Regions from separate parts of the Mus musculus genome. Here regions 1, 3, 4, 5, 6 and 7 are each linked to region 2. A link is a loop called in an ENCODE intact Hi-C map of the cell type or tissue named here. Cell type or tissue: heart. All regions are shown on one strand. Region 1 has its middle 51 kb from the start of Gm34972. Region 2 has its middle 52 kb from the start of Gm34972. Region 3 has its middle 110 kb from the start of Gm34972. Region 4 has its middle 42 kb from the start of Gm34799. Region 5 has its middle 56 kb from the start of Gm34972. Region 6 holds the start of Qk (quaking). Region 7 has its middle 4.2 kb from the start of Gm39565.

What was found. A loop is a pair of places that touch in the nucleus more often than their neighbours do. Peaks named below come from ENCODE experiments on the same cell type or tissue, not always from the same donor. Only the 100,000 strongest peaks of a DNase experiment are listed, where the experiment ranks them.
Region 1: it touches region 2 in a loop (2.3-fold over the local background); 4 of 42 quality-filtered maps call a loop at or near these places.
Region 3: it touches region 2 in a loop (8-fold over the local background); 5 of 42 quality-filtered maps call a loop at or near these places.
Region 4: a loop joins it to region 2, with 9 times the contacts of the local background. A loop is called at or near these places in 3 of 42 quality-filtered maps.
Region 5: a loop joins it to region 2, with 2.3 times the contacts of the local background. A loop is called at or near these places in 4 of 42 quality-filtered maps.
Region 6: a loop joins it to region 2, with 11 times the contacts of the local background. A loop is called at or near these places in 14 of 42 quality-filtered maps.
Region 7: it touches region 2 in a loop (7-fold over the local background); 3 of 42 quality-filtered maps call a loop at or near these places.

What each region holds. Positions count from the first base shown.
Region 1 is chr17:10,194,757-10,198,756 of GRCm38, forward strand. No RefSeq gene overlaps it. Among named protein-coding and RNA genes, the nearest start is that of Gm34972, 51 kb to the left of the region's middle. In heart, a CTCF peak has its summit at 1,546 (motif pointing right); no DNase peak of the experiment used is centred here.
Region 2 is chr17:10,092,175-10,096,174 of GRCm38, forward strand. No RefSeq gene overlaps it. Among named protein-coding and RNA genes, the nearest start is that of Gm34972, 52 kb to the right of the region's middle. In heart, no CTCF peak of the experiment used is centred here; DNase peaks (open chromatin) are centred at 1,487, 2,047 and 3,867.
Region 3 is chr17:10,036,481-10,040,480 of GRCm38, forward strand. No RefSeq gene overlaps it. Among named protein-coding and RNA genes, the nearest start is that of Gm34972, 110 kb to the right of the region's middle. In heart, a CTCF peak has its summit at 2,298; a DNase peak (open chromatin) is centred at 1,711; H3K27ac peaks cover 1,007 bases.
Region 4 is chr17:9,947,231-9,951,230 of GRCm38, forward strand. No RefSeq gene overlaps it. Among named protein-coding and RNA genes, the nearest start is that of Gm34799, 42 kb to the left of the region's middle. In heart, no CTCF peak of the experiment used is centred here; no DNase peak of the experiment used is centred here.
Region 5 is chr17:10,200,444-10,204,443 of GRCm38, forward strand. No RefSeq gene overlaps it. Among named protein-coding and RNA genes, the nearest start is that of Gm34972, 56 kb to the left of the region's middle. In heart, no CTCF peak of the experiment used is centred here; no DNase peak of the experiment used is centred here.
Region 6 is chr17:10,315,774-10,319,773 of GRCm38, forward strand. Qk (quaking) reads right to left here and starts at 3,588. Exons shown (of 8, transcript NM_001159517.1): 1 at 2,959-3,588. The coding sequence starts at 3,100. It overlaps Gm46608, which reads right to left. Exons shown (of 1, transcript XM_017317774.2): 1 at 3,878-4,000. The coding sequence ends at 3,946. In heart, a CTCF peak has its summit at 1,593; DNase peaks (open chromatin) are centred at 2,678, 2,988 and 3,548; H3K4me3 peaks cover 4,000 bases; H3K27ac peaks cover 4,000 bases.
Region 7 is chr17:10,365,315-10,369,314 of GRCm38, forward strand. No RefSeq gene overlaps it. Among named protein-coding and RNA genes, the nearest start is that of Gm39565, 4.2 kb to the right of the region's middle. In heart, no CTCF peak of the experiment used is centred here; a DNase peak (open chromatin) is centred at 1,957; H3K27ac peaks cover 3,307 bases.

The DNA of each region.
Region 1 (4,000 bases), 100 kb after region 2:
TCAAACTTGACTCTTCCTATCTCAGCCTCCAATCAGTTGGTATCCAGGCCTATGCTACCAGGCCTGACTTCTGTGGTCTTCTTTGTTAGGATGATATAAAGATGTGTAGGAAATGTGTGGATGTACCATCTATACACTCTTCAAAAACAGCCTTAAATAAACATAAGGGAGAGTTATGACAGCCCATTTCCCGGGGTGTAAAATTTTTTGTCCACAGCCACCAGATTGCCTTGTCTCCAGGAGCCCCCGTGGTTCACCTCCATTCCATACTTTCTTGTTAACTGGAAACTTTGTATATCTAAAAGTATTCCTTAATTTTGATCCATCCCTTTGTTATTTGTTTTTTCAACAAGAGAACATTCCGGTCACCTGAAGTCTGATAAGTTGTATCACTTCAGTGGGTACTTGAGGGTTGTGTTGTGATATTCTTGTAATAAAACTTACTGGAAAGTTGGGGATATTTTCACCATTTAGATATGACGATCATAGTATCTGTAATGGGATGAAAATGGCAAAGTGGATGTGTGCTATAGTCCTCATGTACGCACACACGTGAAGGGACTACTTAGCTCTCTGAAGGATGAGACACGCTAGACAGGGATTTGGAGACTTGAGTTCATCAAACACTCAATGCCCATGGAAATCAAAGGAAACCATACAGAAAACTTGATTTATAACTAGGAATGAAAATAGATGTGTGGATGAAGACACGTGTCTGGTGTCATGGGCCAACCCCAGGAAGGGCACAGATATGGGTTGTACCATGTTCAATGTGTAGCTCTGTGCTTACACAGGGGATGAGAGTTGGGCTAGCAGAGCCCTGTCCCTTACAGCAGCAGAACCTGCACCTCAGCCTCATTCTGCACACAATGGACAGGCCAGGTTGTTCCTGAGGCTCCTCAGGAATTCTGACCTAAACCACCACCGTGACCTGAATAGATTAAAAGAAACAAGTTAAAAGAAATGATGACAGCTCAAATCCAACCAGACCGGGCATTTGCACATACCTAGGATAGCGTCAGGCTACTGACCTCTGAGCAATACTTGGGAGGCTTGACCCAACAAGCAACAAAGTAACTTCCTGGAAGACAATTGAGTATCAATCAACTTTATCGATGGCCTGAGCACCTTGAGAACACTAAGCGCTATGGGAACATGAAGCACGGTAGGAGCATTGCGCACCAGTGGGAAGCACTGAGCACTCACTGTAGTAGCATCAAACACTTTGGAAGCACTAATCCCTGTGGAGGATTAGCCTGGAGGCATCTGGGAATCTGGGGTTGTAGGGTATCTTGCATGCCCATGCAGGGGTCCACTCCTCAAGAGGCCTCAATGAAAATACTTTCTCCTCAGGTGTGAGAAGAAAGAAAATGTGCCATTCTTTTCTCTCTCTCTCTCTCTCTCTCTCTCTCTCTCTCTCTCTCTCTCTCTCTCTCCCTCCCTCCCTCCCTTTGATTGATTTATTATGTATACAGTATCCTGACTGCATTTATGTCTGCAAGCCAGGAGAGGGCACCAGACCTCATTACAGATGGTTGTGAGTTGCCATGTGGTTGCTGGGAATTGAACTCAGGATCTCTGGAAGAACACAGTGCTCTTAACCTCTGAGCCATCTCTCCAGCCCAAAAATGTGCCATTCTTAAAAGTGTTTATAAATTAAAAAAAGAAAAAGAAAAAGGGAAAAAGAAAAGTACCTCATACTCTAATCTGGCTCCTGGTTTCCAAAAGTTTGAATCTCAAGAAAAGAACATACAAATAGATCCCAAGTCCAACTGCAGAGCCTGCCTCTCCAAGGACTCTTCTTGGTATTGTTTGTTGTGCTAAGCTGTCTGTTTCATCTCTAAAGGACTTCTGCATTGAACACGATTCTTTCCTTTAACTGACAATAGGCAGAAGTCAGGCTTAGAGATCAGAGATCCTGTGAATCAGTTCAGAAGGGAAGATTCCAAGGCTCAGCTGCAAGAGCAGGTCCCAGGCGCTGCCCTGTGGAGGCAGCACTTTTGAGGACTCGCAGGGACATGGATCCCCATCCACATACTTACCACTTTCTGTTCATATTAAGGTGACTGAGATTCAAAGTGTAAGAAAACCAGTGCAGATGCAGAATGGGTCCTTAGTAACGCTGCTTCCTGTGCATTGTGAGAAGATAACCAGCTTACCATTTGACTCAATATGCTGCCACTTTCCCTGTCTCCCATAGTTCTCTTAAAAATTTCTCCTTTCAGCAGTGCCCACACCCTAACCCTAGACTCCTGCCTGCTACCTTACAGGACTAAATAGACTTTGCAGCTAGGATTCCTTCAGGTGTTTTGCATTGAGAGATTATTTGACAGCATCTAATGGGCTTAATATCATTACCAGGGTCTTAATAGGAGGGAAGTAGGAGGGTCAGAGTCAGAGAGAATAAAACAAGAAAACACCAAGCCTTGTATTGTCCTTACCGGCTCTAAAGCTCATCTCTAGAGCTCAGGCTAGAGGGCTTTCTGCTGGCCCGTTTGTTAAAACACTTTCATCTGTTGGCTGGAAGCAATTTCTTTAATCACTCCTTTCAGCTCCTCTTTCATTTTCAGACCTAGCCAAAGAACGTACATTTGGTTTTGGAGTGTTTGCCTGTTTGAGGTTCCTGGGTGGCTTCAGAATCAAGCTGGGTCCATCTGTTCTTGAAGTTTATGGCATGACCAAGACTGAAGGAGGTCATGTCACTTAACAATACTTAAAGGTTTACAATTTTTATTTATGTATGTGAGGATGGGTTTCTGTGCATTTGGCAGATGCCTTTTATACCCCAGTGTCAGATCCCTTGGAACTGGAGTTATGGGCATTTGTGAGTGAGCCATCTCGATGTAGGTGCTGAGAACTGACTCTGAGTCCTCCAGAAAAGCAGTAAAGACTGAACCTTTGAGCCATGTCTCTATCCCTCCCATATTTTAGTTTTATTTTTGTTGGTGTATATATGAGTGCAGGTGCCTAGGGCATTCAGAAGATGGTGTCAGGTCCCCTGGAGCTGGAGTCACAGGCAGCTAGCTGTGAGCCACCTGACTCAGGTGCTAAACTTGGGCACTCTTGGGCTAAGCAGTGAGCACTCATAACCATTGAGAAATCTCCAGTCCTTCTAATCATTTCTATTCAGAGCCCAGGAGGCCTTCTATAATGAACTGCAAGGCTCTATTCTTGCAAGTTTCCTAACCTACTCAGAGAAATACACACTTCCAACATTTGTCTAACTGTGCAAGTATACTACGGACAATTCAGGAATGTAAGAGATGATAAGTAAAATATCTCACACCAGCCACTTCACCTCCTTTTTCATCTTCTCCAGCCACCCAGCTAGGAAGATTCAATCTACTCATTCTCTCGGTTTTTGCCTTCCCAGGACTCCAGCCCTAGTTTCAATCTCCTAGCTTCCCTTCAACGTGATTCTCTGAATTCTTCAAAAGCCTTATGCAACACTCCAAGGAGTGTTTGTGGTTTTTTAGAGATGCTCAAAGGGGCTAGACTCCTGGCCAAGCAACACAACAGTTCGGTCATAGGTGTTATCCTGCTCCGTGCATTATCATCCCCTGAACCAAGTGCATGGTGCTTTCAAAGACTCAAGCTAGCTTCTAAGCTCTGCATCTTGGTCTATTCTATTGTGGAAACAATGACGCAACTTGTGTACTACAATAGCAAATGAATAGCAGATGTGACTATTCATTCTCCATGTTTGCTCAAAACAATGGGAAGGCTAACTCAGCAAGCCCCCCTCAATCACTGTGTGTATTCCCAAGGAGGGAGTCTCTTTCAGTTTGCATACAAAACTGACCATAGAAAGGAGCATACCTATCAGTTCCCTGGTAAGCCAAGAATATGTTCTTATGGACAAAAAGATAGTGAGGTCTTTTATCTCTAGGGATCCAGAAAACATGCTGTGAAGATCTGAGGCTCCTTCACTATCATCTGCTTATTGTGTTTTACTTGGGTTCCATTAGGTTTTACAAACAACTTTCAGATGTTACTGAAG
Region 2 (4,000 bases):
TTCATAAAAGATAAGCATCATTGATGTGAAATCTTCTGAAACATATTGCTTCAGAGTCATTGTACTGAAAATGTGGTCCAGAGGTGGCTAAGGCTGTATTTAAAGCTGGAAGCAAAACTTAGTAACATATAAAATCTCTAAAATGTGATGCTGGTTTTGGTGCCATGAAAGCTAAAGAATTGAAGGTGTCATGGAGAGAAGCTGAAGCTTGGTCCAATGTGCTTGAGTCAGGGTCTTTAAAGAAAGGTCAGGAGGCTGGTGATAGTGCAGTACAGTAGAAACTCCAGGATATTGGAGATGCCAGGTCCATGGAACATCTTCTAAAGGCAGCAGCAGGTATTGAGTGAAGATGGTCTGAGCCCACGAGAGAAGTCATGTGTGTGCTACATATGGCAGAACTAGAGAGGTAGGGCTGTTCAACCCGGTTGGAGCCCAGAAGATCCTTAATGAGTCCCAGACACTGGACACTGAGTTTACAATGTTAGATTTTTTTTTTAATCTGATTTTATGTCCTGGTTTCTCCCTCTTACAATAAGAAACCATATGATGTCTTTTTTTTTTTTTTTACTTTATAAGAGCACACACTTAAGAAACTTTGGAATTTTAAGGAGAACTTGGATTTCTAAGTCATTAATTTTTTTTTAAATTGCAAAACTTAAAAGTTGTACCATATTTTACACTATGATATGATCATGGCCCACACCTATAATCCTAGCACTTGGGAGGCTGAGGTAGAAAGACCTTAAGTTTCACAGCCAACTGATGAATAGGAGATTCTGTCTCAAAGGGCTTAAAAATGTGCAATTGGAGGTATAATCCTGTCACATGTCTGCTGGCTCACTCGGTACAGCCCTTAGAAAATGCATCCTCCTCTTCACATTTTAGCGTGATGCCACAGGGCTGAGACAAAGCAGTCTATGGCAGAGCTTATCAGGGAAAATAAAGCTTTCAAATCTTATCTGTAAGAAACCCAGTTCTGAATACCAATTATCTGTACACCCTGCAAAGAAGAGATCAAGTGGTGAACCCTCCAGGCCATGTGCCCTCCTGAAATAAGAAGGCAGAGAAAGTATGGCTTCAACCCTCCTCTGCATCCAACTGCTCCATCTCTGTAAGCCTCTGATGATCACAATGACTCCACAGAAGGAAGGCTTTTAGCAGGTGTCGGGCATGGAGGGTGTTTTCTTTCCCCTACAAAAAATCAGGGCACAGTGTAAGCTCGAGGAGGGACTGACTGGAGCTGAAGTAAACTGACTCTAACTACACTGAATCTTTAGCCAAGGCTAGACACACTTGACTGCTTCCTAACACCCATCCCAAATAGCAGCAAGCATCTCTCCAACCCATCTCCAGGTGGATTTAGTGCTGAGTCGACACTTTCCCCGTTTCCAGTTTTCTTGGGGAAATGAGGCCAGCTCCACACAGCAGCCAGAGCCCTTGGCTTTGATGACAGCCTTCAAGAGGCTATATTTGAGCACAACCGAAAGAGGAAATGAAGCTTCAGCTGCGGGTCAGCCCCGTTGCCAAGGAGGCCGGGGTGAGCATCAAACAGCTGTGTTCCTGTCAGTCAGCAGAAACTCCACCTTTCTAGTGTTCTCACCATTTAATTCCTTCCATTTACACTCGTGTGATATTATAATAAAGGGTGGTGGCCAAGAAGTTTTGAAATATCTCCACAACTTAGTCCTCCCCTCCCCCCCAAAAAATCTCTCCCATAAGTATTATTTCCTGCCAGAAAATGAGTTGGATTTGCTTCAAAACTGCTTCAGAACTGGTGAACATAAATGCCTCTAAATTTAGCAAATATCAGCATGCTCAGTCAATTTGCAATATTTTTCTCCCCTCCCTTGCAAACCCTGTTTGGCCTGAAAGTCAAAGTTGAACAGGCCACTGGATCTCTCCCACGCCTGTCTTTTCCTTCCTTCCCACATCTGGCTTGATAGTTAATTGATAAAAGATGAGCCCACTATTTAGTAGCACAGAGCTGACCATGCCGAGTCCCTGGCCTTGCCCTGGCAGCAGCTAGCTATTCAGCGGTGAACTAGGTTCCATCCCTAGTCACTTGGCAAAGTCACTGAGTGGGTGGAGATGGGAAAAGCATCTGTCTTCCTCATCTATGCTCAAAACACAGCATTTCCTCAAAGCCTGGGAGAGGGGACAAAGAGTTCTAACTGCCTACAAACTTCAACCCAAACACGGTGATATCACTCTCATGGACAGGGAAAGCACTAACAACTGTTCAGCAGACTCTGAGGTCTTTGCACTTGAGTTAAGCAACACTAAGAAAGACAGGGCATTCTATATCCTGCCAATAGTTACAACATGGAAAGCAGGAAAGGATTTCTTCTCCGCACACTGTCCCTTTAAAAACAACAACCAACTCTGCCTCATTTCCTGCTCATTGGTCCACTCTCATCTTGGACCTCTCTCAGAGATGTTCTATCCCTGTCCGGTATCTCACAGACCAGGGGTGCGCACATAATCACCTGATACCACTGATCCCTGAGAGCCTTCATTCATAAGAAGTCAGCTCTTGGCATCTGAAAGAAATGACAACACTGACAAGTCCCACAGTGTGATGCATGAAATGCAGTGCAAAGAATAAATTAACTCTTTCTGTATTGCTGTTAGGATGGGTTCCAGCTACACATGGGCTTCTTAGGTCTTAGGAATACATTGCATTGTGGAGATGGTAGCACCTTTCTTGAACTTATTGAAGATTATTTCATCTCTGTCATTATCATCATCAAAAATAAGGCCTTTATGAAAGTAGGAACTATAACAGGAAATCCAAGAAGAGCTGAAGAGAAAGGAAGCAAAAACCAGAAAGAAGGTTCTCAGCTGTAGAAAAACCAGGGTTTCTCTGAGACCCTTACCCCTACTCCAGAAGTTTCCTAGTTCCAGTGCTCCTCCATAAAGACCATAAGCACATGCTTGTGAATTATACAAGGTCAAACGTGAAGACTGATGGATAAAGCCTGGGACAACAGAGCTGAAGGGCAGCCCTGTGTCATCTGTTCATTTCAGTTGACCCAGATACATGTTAGACTTAGATCACCACAATGCAGCACTGTCTTTCCAGATGCAGAAAACCTAAATGTTAAGGTACTATGATTTTTAGAGCCATGATCATATTCAAAGAAACAAACAAACAAAAAACTGATGCTACTTTGATGCACACTCTACTATGAGCACCACCATGAAATTTGTTTCACGTGATATAATAGCATATGAACATTCTGTGGGATTCACAGTAACAGCTTGAAAGGAGAAGTACTCTTATAGCTAATTTGTCTCAAAACGAGGCTTAATTTATTATTAAAAGAGGAAGGCCAAAAACCAATATTTCAGACCATCACCTGAAATGCAACTAAATCCCCACAGCCTGTTAGGAGCCTCCTCCACAGTTCTAATGTTTGCTTGAAGACTAGAAGAGATTTTTCAGGGTGATGACCTTAACCCCTGAGCATCATGGGATGGTTGAGAACATTCCAGGCTGCTCTTCTATTTCAGCAGGGTTGGGCACTAGAGACCAGCAAGGAGAACTAGTGGTCCTGAACTCTGTGTTCTGACCCAGGCTGCTCAGACCCACCCAAGGGATACCACGAGATGGAAAGACAAAGAACATCGTCTTTTCAAGCTGAGTACATTCTCATTCTGCCGTCTCCCTGAATCCCCTCCCAGGCCAGAGATAGTCAAATCCAAATACACTGAAAAGGGGGAGTTGGGGGGAGCACTGCCTTCTCTTGTCCATCACTTAGAGCACAGCCCTGGCTTCCGCTCCTACAGGAAGGAGATGATGTTGGCTTCTAGTGAAGGGTGTGGGCTGGGGAGAAGCCAGACACAAAAGACAGAGCAAGGCCGGATGTTACTAACAGTCCAGCTTTCTTTTCAGGTTCCTGTTTAGCTAAACATTTCAAAGGAGGCAGTTTTCCAAGCTGCTGGTCTTCCCGGTGTGTCCTGGAGGCCTAGGGCAGTGTGGGGAGCCAAAGGGTGTCTG
Region 3 (4,000 bases), 56 kb before region 2:
GATGATGGTTGTCAACCCAATCTCCATAGGTTCTATCTTGTGAGCAATATGCAGGAAGCATCATTCCTATTTTACAAAGACCATCTCCTGGAAAAGAATTAAAGGAAAAAATAACAGAGAGATAAGAGAGAATTCTCATCCAGTTATTAGTAAGGACCCAGTGTTAAAGCCCAATAGCAAATACTTATACTACTTGGCTTTTTTTTTTCTTTTGAGGCATAGGTCTCACTATGTAGTCCTGGCTGGACTTAAACTCATGGAGTTCTGCCTGCATCTGCCTCTCGAGTTCAGCTATTATAAAGCTCTTGGTTGTGTGGAAGAACCATTGCTCTCCAAGGGAGGAGAAAAAGCAGAGTACATTTCACTCACATAGGCCAAGAACATCCTGTGTGCCTTGGAAGATTGCTGGACACTAGTTACCCAGCATCTTCCTTTAAAGATGTTATACTCAAGAGTTGAAGTGGGGCTGGTTAAGACTGCTCTTCCAGAGGCCATGAGTTCAATTCCCAGCAACCACATGGTGACTTACAACCATTTATAATGGGACCCAATGCCCTCTTCTGGTGTGTCTGAAGACAACTACAGTATACTCATACATACATTAAATAAATAAATCTTTTTTTAAAAAAAAAAAGAGTTGAAGTGGTTGATAAACAAAGATTCAGCTGAAGTTTCGATGTGAGCCATAAAAATTACTGGACCAGAATGAAAACTGATGCACAGTGGAACCAATTCTAGAAGCTTGAGAACCCAGAAGAGAGCAAGCAAACACAGCTTGGCCAGTACATCACCATTCTAGACCATTTTCAAAGCTGCCTTTCAGAGCTCTGGGACTCAGGCATGTTAACGACCCAGCACTGTGAACTCCTGGGAATAAAGTCTATTCAGTCTACATCACCGTGTGCTAACATTTCATTAGCACTCAGATGCATTAATGAGGCAGAGAAGTGGATATGTGCAAATGTGTGAGTTTACAATCTATTTTAGGTTTGGAAATTTACTATCAGTGTAGAGAGCATCAAAGCTGAAACCTGGGCATTCCCGAAACCAACTACGGGTGGGAACTGCACTTGTCCAGTGGGCCTCAAGGTGGGTGTTTCCATGTAGTACATGTTTCCAACTGCACACACATGGATCTGCAGTTGCTCCAAAATTTCTCCCCAAAGTCACATATTTTTCTCAGGGACAAATCAGGGACTCTGTTTTGACCTTTTGGCCCAGTGCCTCAGCCCTGTGCTCCTTTTTTGTTGTTCGGAGTATCACAGTGGCTATTATCACAGGGATGAAGAACAGAAAGACAGCCCATTGAGGCTTTATTCTTTGCCCTTCCATTTAAACAGGGAAGGAAAAGACGAATGGAGGGAAGAGGTGGGTCTGTACTTCTCTGAGAGGATTATGCATGTGCTTTTGTCTCTGTCCGGATTCTTGAGTCCGTGTGTGACTACTGCTGTCTGGTAAAGTATCTTTGCAGCTGTGCTTTTCTGGACAAGACATGGCAAGGCAAAATGGGCCCCAGGTTGTCCTGAGCTGGCCCATGTTAGTCCCTTGAACAGCTGCCTGTGAACACACCTGCTAGAAATAAACCTCAATCGCTTTCACCGACGCTCCCTGGACAGGACTTGAAGGCAGGATTGTCGTCTCTGCTGTTGCCCGGTTTCTCATTCTCCTCCCCTAGGAGTGCCCATTCGTCCTGGCCTGACTCATTTAAAATCCAGCCTGACCGACTGAAGGGAAAGACTTCGGAACTCCTTGAACTCCTAAACAATTCAGCCCACCCTTCCTGAGCCATGAGGATGTTTGTAAAAACCCAAACAGCCCGGGGAGGTGTCAGGAAGTGAACCAAAGATAGCATGCTGTTTATAGGCCAGAAACAGTACTGAGATTTCAGTCCGGTTTGGTTGTTTAGATTGTAAAGAGAATGCAGACCCTCCCAGGGAAAGACTGATAGTCTGCAGGCGATCACCCAGAGAAACTACCTCCATAATGTCTGGCCAGCCTTGAGCCTCAATGGAGCTCAGAGGGAGACAAATGATAGAAAGGATGGCAGAAATAATTGTTTATTGAGTTCAGAGTAAGAAGAAAATGAGGAAACTTCAGAAGACACTTCACAGACCCTCTTAAATTCAGGACCAGCCCAGTGCTTTGCCTACTGAGACACTGCAGAGAGGTCAAGTGTGGGAATGCTACAGAACTTCCATTGCCCAAAACAATTTAAAATAAGACAAACACGCAAACAAACAACATCCTCTCCTGTGAGATTCAATCCTGGCAGCATTTGCCACATGTGAGGGACAGAGGGAGCTAAGCACTAATCCCAGAATGACCAAGCTCCTTTAATGAAACATTCATAACTCGGAAGAAACAGTGGCGTTGTATGGATGTTGCTATGCTCTGGGTCTGAAATGACTCCCAAAGGCCCACGTAGTATAGGTGTGATCTCCAGCAAAAGCAATTTAAGGGAGAAAGGGTTGGTTTGGGGTTACGGTTCTAGAAGATACAGTCTTGTGGCAGGAAGCAATGTCAGCAAGAGCTTAGGGGAACTATATACAGTGCTTACAGAGTAAGAAGGCAGAGGGAGACAAGTGCTGCTCAACTCACTGTTCTTTTCCATCCAGTCCAAGTCCCCAGTGTTAGCATTCTATTCAAACTCCACCCCACAGTTACCTGGTAACAACAGGCAGGCCTGACCCACTCTAAAAGAAGTTGCTTGACCCCTTCTCCCCCTCTTGCTCTCTTGATCACTTGCTTCTCTCCTGCTCTTGCTCTTCCCTTCCCCATTCCCTTCCCTTCCCCCTCTCTCCATGTGCTCGTGGCCATGGCTGGCCTCTACTTCTCTTCTCTCTCTACTTTTCTTTCTTCTCTCTCTCTCTCTCTCCTCCCCCCTCCCTCTCTCTCTCTGCCTTTCTCTGCCTCTACTACCCTCCTAACTCCCCCTCCTTCACCATGCTCTAAATAAACTCTATTCTATACTATACTGTCTTGTGGCTGGTCCTGGGGGGTGGGGGGATGCCTCTACATAGGTCCCCTGAGACATCCCCTTCCCTCATACCTCACCACACCTCCATAGAACATATCCCCCTACCTCTTTATCTTTTTATAAACACATCACCCAGCACGTGGAATATTTCCCACCACAGGTAATATGACAACCAATACCAACCACCCTAGGAGTGTGTGCTCTCTTGACAGAGATTAGAGAACTCTGGTCTCTTGCTTTTCTCCAGTTCAAGCCCTAGCCATGAGGTAAACAGCTTTGCTCTGTCATGGGCTCCCACCAGGATGAGCCACTGCAGTAGTAAAGCCACAAGAACCCACTGGTCATGACTAGAACATCCTAAGGGAAAGCCCAAAAGAAGAAGAAAAACCTTTTCTCTTTGTAAGTTGATTATCACTGGTCCTTGTTACAGTAACAGACAACTGACAAACACGAAGTATTGGTTCCCACAGATTTCTGAGCTGAGGGATATCTTAAAGGATGTTAAAGGACTGAACTCCGGGGCTTTCTAAACAGTGAGTGTTGGAGACACATCAAAAGTTCGGTCTGTGCTTATGCCAACTCTTAAGAACTAAGATGTCAGAGGAAGAGCTCAGGGTTTCTCATGAAAACAGCAAGGAAAGATGTAACAGAGGAAGATCTACCAGGTGTCAAGTACAAACGGGCAGAGCTTGGAGCCCACTGTTGAGCCCTGAAAAAAGCTAGATTAAATCTTAAGTCACAAAAGGTGATTACTGTTTTAAAAATCTTTACTCTTTATCAAACTTACTTTTTAAAATCATTCCAAAAACCTTAAAATTAATAAATTTTAAAATCTCATAGTTAGATTAACTTGGCTGTCATCCTATAAAAGGAAAAAGATTACATAGCAAAACCAAAGATTGTTTTCCCCACAGAATTAAATAACTACAAAAATTCCCTTGAAGGCCCTTTGTCCTAAGCAGTTCAGTTGGAATCTCTGGGGGCAGGAGGAGCCAGCTGTCTAGCCAGTCTTGGGGTTACGGT
Region 4 (4,000 bases), 140 kb before region 2:
ACACAGACACAGACACAGACACAGACAGACACAGACACAGACACAGACACAGACACAGACACAGACACAGACACAGACACAGACACAGACACAGACACAGACACAGACACGGAAGAGCCTGTCTGTGGGGATGGTCAGCCCACAGCAAGCCACCATTCCGGGAGGAGGCAGCCTGGGCTCCATGCATTGACAAACACTACCAAGCAAAACAAGGGTGCCTCTGACTTGAATTTCTGTTGGTACCACACCAGTACTGAAACAAATGAACTTACTGCAAAGGGCTCAGTGTTAAAGATGTTTACTAGACTTTTTTTTTTTCATGGCTGAGTAAGAAAAAGTCAAAGATTGGAGAGAGTGTGAATGAATCTGATAAGCATGCTCAGTAACTCGGTCACCCAGCCTGCTTGGACATCTCTACCACACCATCTACTTGTGAAGCCGCCTCCCTAGCTGAGGGGCCGCTCCACAAAGGAGAGAAATCCCAACCTTAGCCATGATTTAAAGAAAAAAATTAAAGTTAAAAACTGGTTCTATGGCGTTGCAGATGCAGCTGTCCCCTGCTGTCACTATCCCCTGTCACACAACCGAGGTCAGCTCCACTGTGTTGACATCACAGCTGAGTACAGCCTTTGGGCCATGTCTTCTTCAAGCTGTTTGCAGACAAACTTCCAAACGCAGCAGAGAACTTTGGTTCTGAGCACTGGGGAGGAAGGATTCGGATAGGAGGATTCCTCCTCTCACAAAAGCATTCCAAGACTCACACATCAGGGTGCTGATTTTGCACACCATATCGGCACCGGCAGCAGGTCCATTTAAGTGGAGAAATTTGAGGGTGAGGACTCCATCCTGAAGCATACAGATCCTAGCATAATGTCCATGACAAATGCTGGACCTAGCCCAAATGGTTCTCAGTTTATGTGCACTGCCTAGGCTGAGTGGCTGGGAGGCAAGCATATGGTCACTGAGAAGGTGAGAGAAGACATGAGCATTGTAGAAGCCACGAGCAGTTTGTGTCCAGCAGTGGCCAGACCAGCAGAAAGGTCACCATCTCTGACTGTGGACAACTCTAACTCCTTAGACTTGTAGGCATGGTACCTACCAGTCCATTCCTTCTGCAGCTTGGGTGACCATCTCCACCCCCATCTGCTCACAATGCCCTGCAACCACTGCTCTCACTGAAGTTCTTTGGGTTCCAAAATTTCCTCAGTCCCCTCGAAGTCTAGCTGGATTGCAGAGTTAAGTTTATGATTATGAATAAAAACTAAATAGGAAAAGATTGTTAAAACTAAGTTATTTTAATCTATATGTGAGTATGTGCGTCTGTGTGTGAAGGTATACTCACGTGAGTACAGGTGTCCGTGGAGACCAGAAGAGGGCATTAGATCTCCTGAAGCTGGAGTTACAGATGGTTATGAGCCACTCAGTGTGGGTGCTGGGAGCCCAACAAGGCTTCTCGGCACAGTAGTAGTCTTAACTGCTGAAGCATCCATTTTGCCAGCACCCCAGACCTGGTTTAGAATGAATTCATCCTTCTGGGTAGGACTGTGACTAGAACTCACTGTAGAGTTAGCTTATTTATCTATCTGGGTAAAATATCAGGTCTATCAAGAAGAAAGATGTTTGGAAACTTGGAAATGTGAGCCAGGCCTTGTGATAAGTATGCAGAAGGCAAACAGAGCAAGCGGATGCTCGTACGTTCATTCCTCTCTGCTTCTGATTGACACCACGTGACCAAGAACTCCAGGATGCTGCTCCCCTGACTTTCCTGCATTTTCCCTTAAAGTTGCCTCTGTCAGGGTATTCTATAGCAGCAATAGAAAGCTAACTAGGACAATGGACTTGGGGCTTCCCGGGTGACAGGCCATCTAAGCTGTGTGGACAAGGACACTGAGAAGTCACCAGGGTGTCAGTCTGGTAAGGGGTGGAGCCAAGACAGTGTCAAATGCACATTATGCAACTGCCCAGGGCTGTGACATCAGAGGGTTTCAGAGGGACTAAGAGTATGTCTTTCTGTGTTCAGAGCTGAGCTGACCTGACGAGAAAGGCTGGGGAAGTAATTGGGAATAAATCATACCAGTATTCAGGAATTTTAACTTAATATTGATAATAGCAAAGGAAGTTGTTTATCTGGGTTCTATTATCTGTCCACACATACCACGAGAGCTTAGAAATTGTCTTGTTTGTGGTTACATGCCTTGGTCTTAGAACAATGTATGATACTTCCTGGGTATTTAATAAGCCTTGGTTGAGTGGAAGAACACTGTGTACTGACCTGGGAATTTCCTTCCATGCATGTATTTCATAAATACAAGCTGCTTCATAGGGCTGGGGTGAGCAGATACTAGTGTGGAGGGGACTAGTGTGGAGGCCAGTTGGATGTAAAGAGATGGTGAGGAGACCACAAAAGTACAGGGGATTGTAACACACATTGTCAGTGTCTAACAGGCAACACAAGGTTGTTTGATAAAGCCTCAAGGAAGTAGTTTATACTCACCTAAAATTATACACACTCAGTAGTGTGTGTGTGTGTGTGTGTGTGTGTGTGTGTGTGTGTGTGTGTATGAAAGGAAGTTGAATCCCTTGGGCTAACCATGTTCCCACAAGAAACAAAGACTATTAAAAGCCCTATTACAGGCATGAAAAACCTCCATTCAAGACACTGGTCAGATAATCAAAGTAATTCACAAAACAGACTAAGCTGTTCCCATTGCCTTTGTTTGCCTCTCAGAGGCTGGAGGCCAGTCCCTGTTGCTCAAGATACCACAGGTAGGACACAGGACTTGGATGATTGGAGTTGAATCTGACTTGAAAGCCTCCTCTTTGTGGTCTACTTTCCATGGTACCAGAAAATATTATGCAAGTTACAAAGGAGAAGTGATTATAATTATTTCCACCCAGCTGCAACACCGATGAACGATACTTACCAGCATGGCCAGACTTCCATAAAGGAGCAGTAAGTGGCAGGCACAAGTTGGTGGTAACCAACAGCTATCTAATTTGACTCAGCAGACAAGAAAGCATACCTAGTAAGAGAAACCTAACCAACCTTCAAGGCCTTGTGAAGTTACGGGCCAGTTTGTTAGATGAACATAATTCCCTACTACCTTCTAAACTTTTATGACCACACATATGTGAACTCAACACCTCTCATCAAAGAAGCTTATTTCTAAAGAAAGCAGATATAATGGTGGTTTGAATTGAATGGCTCCCATAAGCTCATAGATTTGAATGCTTAGTCACCAGGAAGTAGGATTATTTGAAAAGATTAAGAGGTGTGGCCTTGTTAGAGAAGGTGTAGCATTGCTGGAGGAAGTGTGTCACTGGAGTGGGCTTTGAAATTTCAAAACCAAGATGGCCCCAGTGTCTCTTTCTTCCTGCTGCTTGCAAATCCAGATGTAGAATTCTCAGCTGCTTCTTTAGCACCATGTCTGCCTGTCTGTCCCCAGGCTTCCTGCCAAGATGACAACGGACTAAACCTCTGAAAGTGTAAGCAAGCCCATTAAATGTTTTCCTTTAGAAGAGTTGCTGTGGTCATGGTGTCTCTACATAGCAATACAACAGTGACTAAGAGAGACACCACCACAGAAAGCCATAGCTGACCAATGACCAGCCTGACTTAAGATCCTGCTATGCTTGCAGACAGGAGCCTAGCATAACTGTCCTCTGAACTCCACCCAGCAGCTGATTGAAACAGATGCAGAGACAATAGCCAAACATTAGACAGTGACCTGTCCAGCAGGTCCAGTTATTCGAGGGTCTCGAGGGGACCTTCTCCTAATAACCAAATGGAGGGATAGAGAGAGACGAGGACCAAGTGCAAGAACGACACAGAAACATTCTGAGTGGCATCAAGCTCCCAACTGTATTCAGCAAGGCTCAAGGCTTAAATGCACAAGCAAAAGGGGAAGTACAAGTACTTATCAGTGGGAGGGGTAGGACAGTAGAAAATTTTCTTTTGGCAGCTACACAGGGAAGCAGGAGCTTGGTGTTATCAGGGTGT
Region 5 (4,000 bases), 110 kb after region 2:
GCTGTGACGCATGGAACGGGGTAAACTCTGACAGGAGCTAGATCACCTCAGGGACAAACCTCTGGGCATATGTATGTCTGAGGAATTTTCTGTATTAGGCTAAGTGAGAAGGCCTACCCTAAGTGCATGCAGCGCCATCTTGAGAGCTGGGGTCTTGGACTGAACTAAAAGGAGAAAGAGCCGAGCACCAGCTTTCATTCCTGTTTCCAGACTGAATGTGGACAGTGATCACCTGAATCATGGTCCTGCTGCCAGTTTCCCAACCAACCACGCTGGACTTGATCCTGAAACCAGGAGCCACAATAAACCTTTCCTTCCTTAAGCTGCTCTATCAAGAGTACTGTTGGCTGCTCTCAGTTCTTGGTTACCCTATCATTTGACAGCCATCCTACAAATCCCCAATTCTTTAAAAGCATAGGGGTAAAAGGGTATTGAACTAACCTTTAAAACAATACCTACATTATCAAAAAGTTCTAAGTAGGATAGAAAATGGACAGCCAGATGAAAGGGCTCAAACTTCAAATGGAAAACAAATGTGGAACTTCTCTTTTCCTAAGTCCAAAAGAGAAAGCCAAGTCTCACACAGGGAATATAGGGTTATACAAATCATACACCATATGAATTGTCTAAAACCCCTCTGGAAGTTCCCATTTTTCATGTTCCCTAATGGACAAGAAGAGCGGTCTTGAAAGCAACTTAGTCACCCTTGCAGCTGCAGTCTGGCATCTCACTTCCAGCTGAGGCTATTCCATGCTTAGATTACAGTCAAGTCATTTGATTACTTTTGGAGTTCCATCTATACTTCCTAATGGCTTCTCATAGAAACTAAGTCAGAACCAAATAATTTTGGTTGCTACAAAAACAGTGGTGGTGGTGGTGGTGGGGCCGCTGGAGAGATGGCTCAGCAGTTAAGAGTACTGACTGCTCTTCCGAAGGTCCTGAGTTCAAATCCCAGCAACCACATGGTGGCTCGCAACTATCCGTAAAGAGATCTGAAGCCCTTCTTGTGTGTCTGAAGACAGCTACAGTGTACTTAGATATAATAATAAATAAATCTTTAAAAAAAAAAGTGGGACTCTCTTGGAACTCAAAGACATTTGAAGACACACACAGTCAGTCACACATTCAATAGTAAACTTCTGAGCATTAAGTTTATCACCTCAAACCAGTTGTGATTTTTCACAATCTTTAGTGAATGAAGTATTAGTGTGCCTTATTTGTTTCTATAAATGTTGGGTCACCTGAGCCATAGGTTTAGACTGGGGCTCCATTTGTTTCAGTTGTAACCTCACTTGTGTGGAGAAAGTCACTCCACAGGAGAACTTTGAAAATGCACAGGCTGGGCTGTATTTCCAGATGAAAGCTTCAATATAAACAAACAGCTCTTCTTAAGGTGATGTGCAGAATCCTGATTAGTAAAGCTATGCCACTGGAAATTCAGAGAATTCTGTGCCCATTTAGAGAAAAGTTAAAGAAAAAAAAGTTCCCTTTTCCTCCATGCAACACTGCTTCTTTTATAAACAGAACGAGCAAGCAAAGTGGAAGTATCTCACTTGAAACAACTAAATCTTACTGATCGCAGACTACTTCTAGATATATTTTCTTACCAAAACCTACAAGCTACTAATTCAGAGAGACATTATGTTTGACTTGCTGCTCTAGTTTTCTTTCTGAGATATCGAGTGTGTTTGTGTGTGTGCATGTGTCCCCCCACACATCTGTTGAGATCAAAGGACAGCTTTGGGGAATCAGTTTTCTTCTACCATCTGGGTTTCAGGCTTGGTGATGAGTGCCTTCCCCTTCTGAGTTATCTGTCAGCCTAAGAGGTCAATTTAAATCTTAGCTTCAGATCTTTCATGTTACACTTCACCCAGTAATTTCAAGTTTTACATTTTCCACAGGAAATCCTTAATTTTTGGACATCGCTTGAAATATGTTCAAACCAACTTATACTTACAATAACCTGTTTCAGTTTTAAAGGCTGCATTACTTAGAATTTTACAGTACAAAAGTTGCATTTCAAACATGTTTCAAGTATAGCCAAGGCACTGCATTCCTTAATAAAATCCACTCAAGACTGAAGTTAAATGAGTGATTCTGAACATTTTAGGATTAACTCAGTCCTGCAAGAAAAGTTACTTGTGAACATTTTCCTCATTTGGTTCACACTGTAATGTTTTAATCAGTATCCAATTAAATAAACAATACGTAAGAAGGGCATAAAGAAAACAAAGAGCAATAACATTTCCACCCCAACAGGTGATACACTTTGATGAAATCATACAGCCTGTCTGTCCATCCATCCACCCACTTTTGTAACAAGACTAATGTATAGAAAAGCAGTAATTACAGAAATCCCAATTGCCACTCAGCTCGTCTTCACTGTAAGAAATACAAACTCTATGAATGACAGTGATTTAAAAAGTCTTTTATTGTTTGTGGTATGTATGAGCTTCACATGCCATGGCTCACATGCTGAACACAGCTCTGGTTCTTTCCTCCTTCTATGGGTCACAGAGATCAAATCTAGGCTGTAAGGGTTGCAGGGAAAGCATTTTACCTGATGAGTCACCTTCTAGTGGCCACCTTTTTTGAGAAGGCAGGGTATCGAAGGTAGTGCCTGAAGATAGAAATCATATTCCTAGACCTTGCACACTATGCAATAATTCATATGTGCGATTCTTAGTGCCCTAGGTGTAATTCTAGTAGTGGTGGGCTTAAAGAGATATCTTTGAGGACAAGGAAAAAAAATCTATTTTCAGATTATGACTACTATGAGAATGTGATCTTTGAAGAGAAGATTTGGTGAAAAATCTAATCAGACTTTTAATGTGAGCTAAGCCATCAAAAGTACAGGGGTACCAGTATATGTACCTTTGGAGGTATATGAAAAGGATATCCCCTTCCAGTAAGCAGTTAGAAGACAAAGGAACTTCCAAATATAACAAGAAAAACTGGTTATCTTAAAGGATAAAGAGCTGTAAAATTTAGATGTCAAAAGGAAACTTTAATGGTGTACCTATAACATCAGTCCTTTTCACAAAGTAGATAAGGCCAAGATTTGGTTCTTTTTTAATTTAATGGTGCCAGGAGTGCACTCTAAGCTAGTAACTTCACCAACTGAGATACATCCTCACTCCTTTCCCAAGAATTCTTACATTTAGAAAACTACCTAAAAGCCATATGAATGTTTCTTAAAGATTAGCATGGTAATGTTTTGGATGCTCAGATCAGCTGGGGAACACAACAAAAGTTCACCGATTTCCTTCTTATAAACAGTGATCTGTTAATTACTACAAGTCTTGATCGTGAGGTTCTGTAATTTTCTATGCAGTGCTTAAAGGAGGAGTAGACACTTAACTCCGCTCTGTACTTTAGTATTCATTTCTCTGTGCCTGGGGCAGCTACACTGCCATCTTATTGTTGGCTTGAGAAGATGCAGCACATGCACTTGTCCAGTTTTTTATTGTATGTTGTGTACAGTCATTTGCAGTTTCCCATTCGTGTATGATTCAGGAATATCTATATCTATATATATATCCATATATATACATGCACACATACATATATATGTATATCCCTATATATACAACTTCTACAAGTCAAAATTTTATACATACCAATATAACATAGGTTATATAGATATATTTGGCTCAAAACTTTGTAATAATAGAACCTTTAAAGAGATATAAATTAATTTTACCCTGGTTCTGAGACTGTCCCAGTGCTGGCCAGTATCTCTCCAGGGGATAGCAAACTTCAAGTAATGTTGAGCTCCTCTTTGCCCACTCACTACATACAGCACCTCCTGCCCACATCTGCCTACCATGGATTAGTTGCTGCTCCTCCTCTCCCACCCCTGGCAATTAGTGCAGCAGAAACAATAAGGAGTGTATTGTGCTTCAGTTTGACCAGTTTGATTCAGCATTGAGCACCAGCTATACACACACTTTTGTCAGGCCTCTTTAAAATAAAGACAACTCACAATTTAGTTAATTTT
Region 6 (4,000 bases), 220 kb after region 2:
TTTTCATTACAAAGAAAAGTCTTTAAGATAATTTGTGTGTAACTTTATCCCAGGGATAAAGTTAAAATCTTAAGAGAAAGCAGTTTAAGACCCACATTTTATTTGTAATCTTCTGCTCACCTCTAATTAAATGATCCTTTAAGTCTTAGAAGTATTAACTCAAGTTATAGCTTTTATTTAAGAATTGCCCTGGCCTAAAATATATTGTTAGCTTTAAAACAAAACTATCCTGCTAAAGATGCTAGGAAAGAAAGACTGACACAACTCACCAAGCAGAACTAACAGCCAACACAAGGACTGAGTTACTACTACCTAAGTTAAAACTATGGACTACTTTCTTTAAGCCAGCAAGAATTAATATACGATTTCTCTTCTATCATTCAAGTTTTAACAAGTAGAAAACTAACATATTTCATTCCCAAATTTGTTAAATCAAATGAAAATTCTCAAACAGAAACTATATTAAAAGTTCACTGCTGGAAAAGAATTTTTAAAATAAAACTGCTAAATAGTCCCATTCAAAGTTTCTAATTATCAGAGAGTAGAGTATCTTACTATCACTGAACAGTTTAATCCCTAAAGTGAAACTTAGTTTTATCTGAATTTAAAAGTAATTTTTCTGCCAAGTATTACAGTCAAAGGAAAATGTAATCCCTAACCATAAACAGAAGTCATAATTAATTTGTTTTAGACAATGAGAGGGCACAAGGGGTTAAGGACAAGTTGCCAATTTTCACAATTAAGTCATCTACCAAGAAAATTATGATGGTGCACTTAAAAAGCCAGAATTTTCAAGTCAAATTAAATTTACAGTAAGACTAACAAGTACAGTTAAAAGCTTATAGCACACTAAGGACCAGCCCATTTCCTGCAAGTGATGAAAACAATCACAATCCCCAGTCAATCTCCTGTCTCCTATTAAATCCGAGCTATCTTTACTCTAGCCTAATGCTCAGACACCCAAGAACAAACAGACTAAGGTGAAGATGGAGAAAACATGACAAGGAGACACCAAACATTACTTTGAATATTGTAATCCTGAACTAGCTGTCTTCTACATTTGAAACCCAAAGGGTCACTATTTCTAACCAAGAGAAATAAGCCTGTGCAAAGATTGAAATTCCTCTAGTTGAAAGACTTATGCCAACCTCAAAATAAGGCAGTTATTTCTGATCAAGCTGAAAGAGAACACTTGAACAGCCTTTACAATTAATCTAAGAAACGCCTACTAGTTTTCCTTATAACATATCCAAACTTTTTATAAGTCCACTAAGTCACTTAGGTATACGAAGCATTTTAAGAATGCTTTTTAGTTCATTGTATATGCTGTCTAGTTTGTTGTGTAAGAAATTCCCTCTTGATTGAACTTTTAAAAACTAAATTTTTCCTCATAAATATGCTACTAATATCATAAAAACCAATGCCAAGGAAGAAATATCAATGTATGAGGTGTTTCCGCCCTAATCACATTTGTGAATAGTGACAAATGAAGTCATCTAAAAATTTAAGTTTCAACTGCACCTAATATAGGTCAGATTATTAAGCATACTATTTTGTTCCAAACATTTCCAAGGTTAAAAAAAAATAACTGGCGCCCCTTAGCGCTCACTTTTGGAAATACTCAATTTAAGAGCTCCAGCTTTCTTTTTTTTTTTTTGGACATTCCAGAAAGTTTTCTGCCTCCACAATTTTTCAAATGCCAACACAAATAGGAAAGGCAAAAACCCTTAAAGGGGCAGTTCAAGTTTTTTCTCCAGGGCAATTTAACACTAACAAATATACCAACCCAACAATAAAAAATGCCTCTTTCGATGTGTTGCTGTTGCATGTTCATGTGTAATAGCTGAATGTTTTCTGTTTTAAATACTGCCCAAAGCTCCCCATCCAACGGAAGCTCTGAGGATGACTCTTTAATCATCTTTTAGCTCGGGAGTCTTTTGTTCTTCCCTGACATGCCAGCAGATATCCCCAGCTATCTCTAAAATTTTTCGACATTCTTCTCAAGATCCTAAAATCCATGTTCATCTGTACAACATAGTTTTCCGCTTCCTTTAAACAGTCCACTCAGAGACTTTAAAAGAGAAGACAGAAACTACTCGCTACTCGATTTAAAACAGACTTGTTGGTCCTATCCCACCCCCCAACCCCGCCCCGGGCGTCCACAGAAACCTACAGCTACTGGGAACTAACACTCCAGGTCGCTGCTATGAGTAGTTCCTAAAGGAATTCCAGAGCTGACCAGCATTAATCTCCAGTCAGTCTTCGCTCCCCACAGCGCTCCTAACTCGGCTTGTGCAAACTTCTGCTCTATTTTATCCCCGTCCTTTCAAACTTCCAGCTCCCCGCCCTGCAAACGCAGGCGGCTACGCCGGGAGCGAACCCTCCGCCCCAGTTCTTCCAAACTCGGATTCCGTTCAGGTCTGTCCTCGCGGTATTTCGTACTCCTCCCCCACCACCACCACCACAGACTAAAGAAAAAAAAAAAAGTGAAGTTAAACTCCCAAACAGTTCTCGCTTCCCCAAACAAAAGGACAAAAAGTGTTCTACTCTGTCATTTCGTCCTCGCCTTCGGCCACATAAGCACTACTTTTCTTCGGTACCCTACGTGATTCCTGGACATCTCGGGGTCCGATCGGGTACTGCGGGCCACGCAACTCTACCGAAAAGAGCCCGCTAAGCCGGGGCTCCGCGGGCCAGGCGAGGCGGAGCTCGGGGAATCGCGTGGCCCCGCCGGGCCGGCCGAGATGGCCGGGATGGCGGGGAGCCTAGCCGCCGCGCCGTCGGGAGCCGGCCGCAGCCCCGCAGCCCCGCGCGCTCCCGGGTCCGCCCTCGGGCCTGGCCCGGCCCCGGCCGGGCCGCGAGCCGCCCGCGCCGCCTTTGTGCGCCCGCCCGCCCGCCCGCCTGACCTTCCCGCCGCCCCGCCATCCCGGGCCGCCGCGCCGGGGCCGGGCGCCTCACCTTCGTCCAGCAGCCGCTCGAGGTGGTTGAAGATCCCGCAGAAGTTGGGCAGGCTGCTCATGAGCTTCTTGTCGTTCATCAGCTGCATCAAATAATCTGGGGTGGGCTTCGGCTTCTCCTTCGTTTCCATTTCCCCGACCATATTCCAGGCTCCGCAGCTCACTCCGCCCGCCGCCGCCGCCGCCGGAGGAGAGGAGGGAGGGGCGGGGGCGAGCTCCGGCCGCCGGCCGCTCGGGACGCGGCGTCCCGCTCCGCGCCGGCTCCCGCTCCGGCTCCCGCGCCGAGCCCCGGGGCGGCCGGCTCCGCGCGCCCGCCCGCCCCCCGCAGGCACTTTCGCCCGGCCCGACGCGCCGCGGCCGCCGCTCCTCGGCCGCCCGGCGCGGCTCCCCTCGCGAGGCCGGCGGCAGAGGCGGGTCTCGGGCCGAGCGCGGCGCGGGGCCGCTGCGCCGCGAGGAGCCGGGGGGCCGCTCGTCGGCCGGTCGCGCCGCCTGCGCCGGAGCTCGCGAGTCTGCGGTGCTGTCCGCCGCGGCGCTCCGCGTTACCGCCGCCGCCGCCGCCGCCGCGCTCCGACTGCGCTCCTCCTCTTCCTCCGCGGCTCTCCTCCTCCTCACTCACTTGGCGGCGGAGTTCGCCTCAGTTCAGGCGGCGCCGCCGCCCCTGGCCGCTCGGGCGGGACGGCCGGCGCAGGGCCGGGCCGCGGCGGGGAGGACGCGCGCCGGTGGCCGCCCGCGCGGGGCCGGGGTCGCGGCTGAGGGGGACGCGGGCGGCGGCGCTGGCTCGTCGGCGCGCTGTTGCTGAGGCGGCGGGCGCGGTCGGGTGCGGCGGCTGAGAGGAATCCCGGCGGGACTCTCCGCGACGCGCTGCGCTCGCCGCCGCCCGGGCCTCGCGTCCGCGCGCGTTACTATAGTTTGGGTTTTTTTTTTTTTTCTTAAACCTCTTCGTCCACCTTCCTCGCTACCCCCTCAAAAAAAAAAAAATTTTTTTTTTTTAAACGTCCTGTTGCTTCACTGGGGACTCTCGGGTGGGCGTCACGTGTCCAGAC
Region 7 (4,000 bases), 270 kb after region 2:
TTGCATCTCAGTATTCTCCCTCAACATTTTATTACGCACAAAGCTAGCACATTAATAATCATGTCAAAGGCACAGATAACAGTGTTCAGTGGGGTTACAGGTTGCCAACCTTAAGTAGCTGTATACATGTATTGGGGCTGCACTAATCCGAAAAAACAACGGAGGCTGCTGAGAGACAGCTTTTTCTTGGTGGGACCAGGAAGCTGTAAGTTCGGGGAGGGGTTGGGGGCGACTGGTTCAGGGACGAGAGCAGCCTGAGCTAAACCAAGCAGCCCTGCATAAAAGGAGCATGCATGTGCATGCATCTCCCAGCTCTGTCCAATGAGAACGGAGAAGCAACACCCCAGAAGAACCACATCCATCCTAGCTCCACAGGTTAGATTCTAAATCCCGTTCTCCACAGCACTTTAGTTAAATGGCTCTCTAGAACTGGATCAAGGGAAACTTGAAGCATCTTGCGGCAAGAAGAAAGGGGAGTACTTAGATTTAGCTTAAGAAGTAGAGCTTGTCAAAAGAACTCATCCGCCAACTTAGAATGCACCCCCAGCCCCAGCCCCAGCCCCAGCCCCAGCCCCAGCCCCAGCCCCAGCCCCAGCCCCAGCCCCAGCCCCAGCCCCAGCCCCAGCCCCAGCCCCAGCCCCAGCCCCGGGCCAGAGCTGTGTAAGAGTAAGCAAAGAAAACGAAGTAAAGTCCTACCGTTTTGTAAGCCCAAGGTGTAACATGAATATGCATGTGTGTGTAGCAACAGAATAAATGATTGAATGTTTAAATGAGTGGTCAAGAAAAGACTGGGTGGGGATGGGGACTCTTCAATGAAAAACCCTCCTTTTATTTATATAGTTGACCTCCACCCAACACACAGAGCAAGACTTTGCCACCCTCATTCCCTGAGGTCAGTGGACCTACTGCCTTTCTCCCTAAGAACAAAGAGTTTTGGGGGGGGGGGGACTCCCGGTACACCCTCCCTCAGCCAGTAATCAAGGCAAACATTATCAGCAGTAAATCTCAGGTGGGCTGTGCCTTTGAGGCAAGGTGACACACCCATTGGCTGTAGTCTATTCACTAGAGAGAAGGTAAGAGAAACAAAACGAAATAAAACCGAGGAACATTTACAAAAGACATCCTGGAATTGCCAAGGTCATTAGAAACAAGGGCACACAGGGAAGCTGTCACAGAGCAGGGGGGGGGGGGGAGGATTCACGGGATGTGACAAAATCTAGAGGATTTTTGCAACCATTTCTGTTTATCTCGGATTATTCCCTGAAAAATTATTAAGAGATAAGAAAGAGTGTGAATGACTGAAATGTTCGCTGGGATAAGAAAGAAATTCCTGTGACATTGTCCCGACAGCTTGGCAGTTGGTATCAACGCAATAGTAGGCAGGGTCTCAGGTAACCTAGTCTAGCCTCAAACTTGCTAAGTGGCCAAGATGACCTTGAGACTCTGATCTGCCTGCTCCATCTGCCAGGTGTGTCCCACCACACCCAGTTTGTGCAGTGCTGGGGGCTGGGGGTTGAGCCAGGGCTTTGGGCATGCTAGACAGCCATCCTTCCAGCCTTCATTCAGCCATTTTTCTGAAGACCTTCATTCTCGTGGGTCAGATGGCCCAGTCTGGCCTGGGACTGTGTTCTGAAGCCTTCTCTTCAGCACCCATGTCTTTGCTACTGTGGAACATTTTATATTTTCTTCTACTTACCCAGACCATGTCTAGCCATTGACTTCCTATTATTTTTGGAGGAAATCCACTACTGCGAAATCCACAACTTTGTACAGCTAAATATATCTATAGCCAAGGTCCACACAATGTCTGCTTTGTAATGTTATCTTTTCCTGTGTCCCAATCACCAGGTGAATCCCTATGTCCCAGTTGCTGAAACTAAAGACTACTGGGTTATTTTTGAATTTCCTCCCTCTCTACAATATCCAGCCAGGCTCTGACCTGCGGGGGCCATTGCTTCCTGTTGTCAGTTTCTATTTCCCCTCCACACAGTGGGTGACTCCAATCCCCAGAGCTTCTGCAGACCCCACCCCCCCACCCCCGCCTTTCTTCCCACCCTACGCCCACAGAATTTCCCCTAGCACGGTAATGGTTTCCTGGAAGCCTCCAACTTGCTGAATTCCCTTCAAGCATAACCCAGACTTCTCAGTGAAGTTGGGATCTACCTAGCAGGGTGTTCTGCTTGATAGACAAATGGAAGTTTACCTAACTCTGCCAGCCCACTCTCCAGATCTGCCCTGTCACCTGAGGTTAGCTACTGCCCCTCAGGTTGCTTCTTGCTAGACGGCCTTTCCGACTTCTTTCTCCTCCTCTTGGATACCAACACTTGGCACATGGCACATGACACATGCCATCAAGGGGCCTTCGAACCAACTTCCACTGAGGACACCACATAACTCCCGCTGTTTTGGCAAATGCTTAGAGTTTGTGATGTTTTGAAGAATAAGTTTCTTCTGTTTTTGGATTCTGGTTTTCTGCACTTTTTTAGACTATAGGCTTTGTGGTTTGGATTCTGCGTCTTTATTTTTACATTTTATTTACGTGTAGCTTGGCAAAGTGGTGTTTGGGGATAATGCATATCAAATGAAAAACACGTTCCTTTTCGATTGGTGAGGGCAGCCTTCACAAGAATGTTGGTGGTGCCTGGTGAGCGTTTGTTGGATATTGCTTTTTCTTTACGATTAGTTTACTTATCTATTTTAACATATGTGAGTGTTTTGCCTGTATGTGTATATGTGCATCATGTCTATGCTTGGTGCCCACAGAATCCCGAAAAGAGCATCAGATCTCCGAGAACTGGAGTTACAAGTTTTGAGGACCAAACCTGGCTTCATAGGTAGTTATTGTAAATATTGGTACTTTAAGGTGTCCCTGGGGCCCATCTTTGGCTTGGCAGGAATTCTGAGGCTCCTGCTCAGTGCTTCATTAACAGGTACGACTCACGGGTGAAGGTGTGTTCTCCCAGTCAATCTGAACTGCAGGATACCCTGCCCCCGCCCCCGCCCCCACCTCAGCTTTGCTGGGGAAATAGAAAATATAATATACTCACTGTCCTCTTGATCTGTGAGCTTCTATAATGCTGTCAGAAAAGCTTTGACATTTCCAGAGCAGCTCTGCAAACCCCACCCACACTTCAAAGGGCTGCTCTTCTCTCCGGGCTGAGGCACTGGCCACGGGCAGGCATTCCTTACCCGTCTTTCTTTCTCTCTGTATGCGATCTATGCGTGTGGTGCTGGTGGAGAGTATGTGCACACCTGTGTGCGCATGCATGCAGAGGTCAAAGCGGAACAACAGACGTCTCCCCTTAACATTCTCTGTCTTCTTCTTGCCTTGAGCCAGGGTCTCTCACTGTGCCTGCAGCATCCATTTCTGCTCTGCTGGCTGGCTTAGTGAGTTCCAGGCCCCACCTGTCTCTGCTCTGCATGCTGGCTAGCCTCTGATGTCTTTTTCTGACTTCTGTGGACCAGGTATACATATGGAGCACACAGGTTACAAGCATGCCTGGCTTTTTACATGGATCCTGAAGGTCGCGTTGACTTCAAGACCTGGTGCTTGCACAGCTTCTATCCACTGGGCCCTCTATCACTTACCCTTTCTTTCTTGATGATCAGCTTGTCACTGCCCTTCCCAAACTCTGCTTATTCTTGTTGTCCCTAAACACACACACACACACACACACACACACACATAAACACACGCAGCCTCTTTGGAAACAGAGTATTGTTTTGTAGTCTAGGTGACTTCATGATTTGGATCCTCCTTCATCAGTCTGATGTGTTTGGGGATTGCAGGTATATACCCACGCTCCTGACTTCAATTTCGCTTCAATATACAAAGGCCCTATTCAGATTGCGGTACCATCTCTGACTCCAATATCACCATTGAACATATTCCCTCCTAACAATTTCTGTTTCCTTCTGAGTATTCTAATGGTCATTCCATGGTGTTTGACATTGACACAAAAAGGAGCAGTCACTATAGCTTCATAAAGAGGAGCTGAAG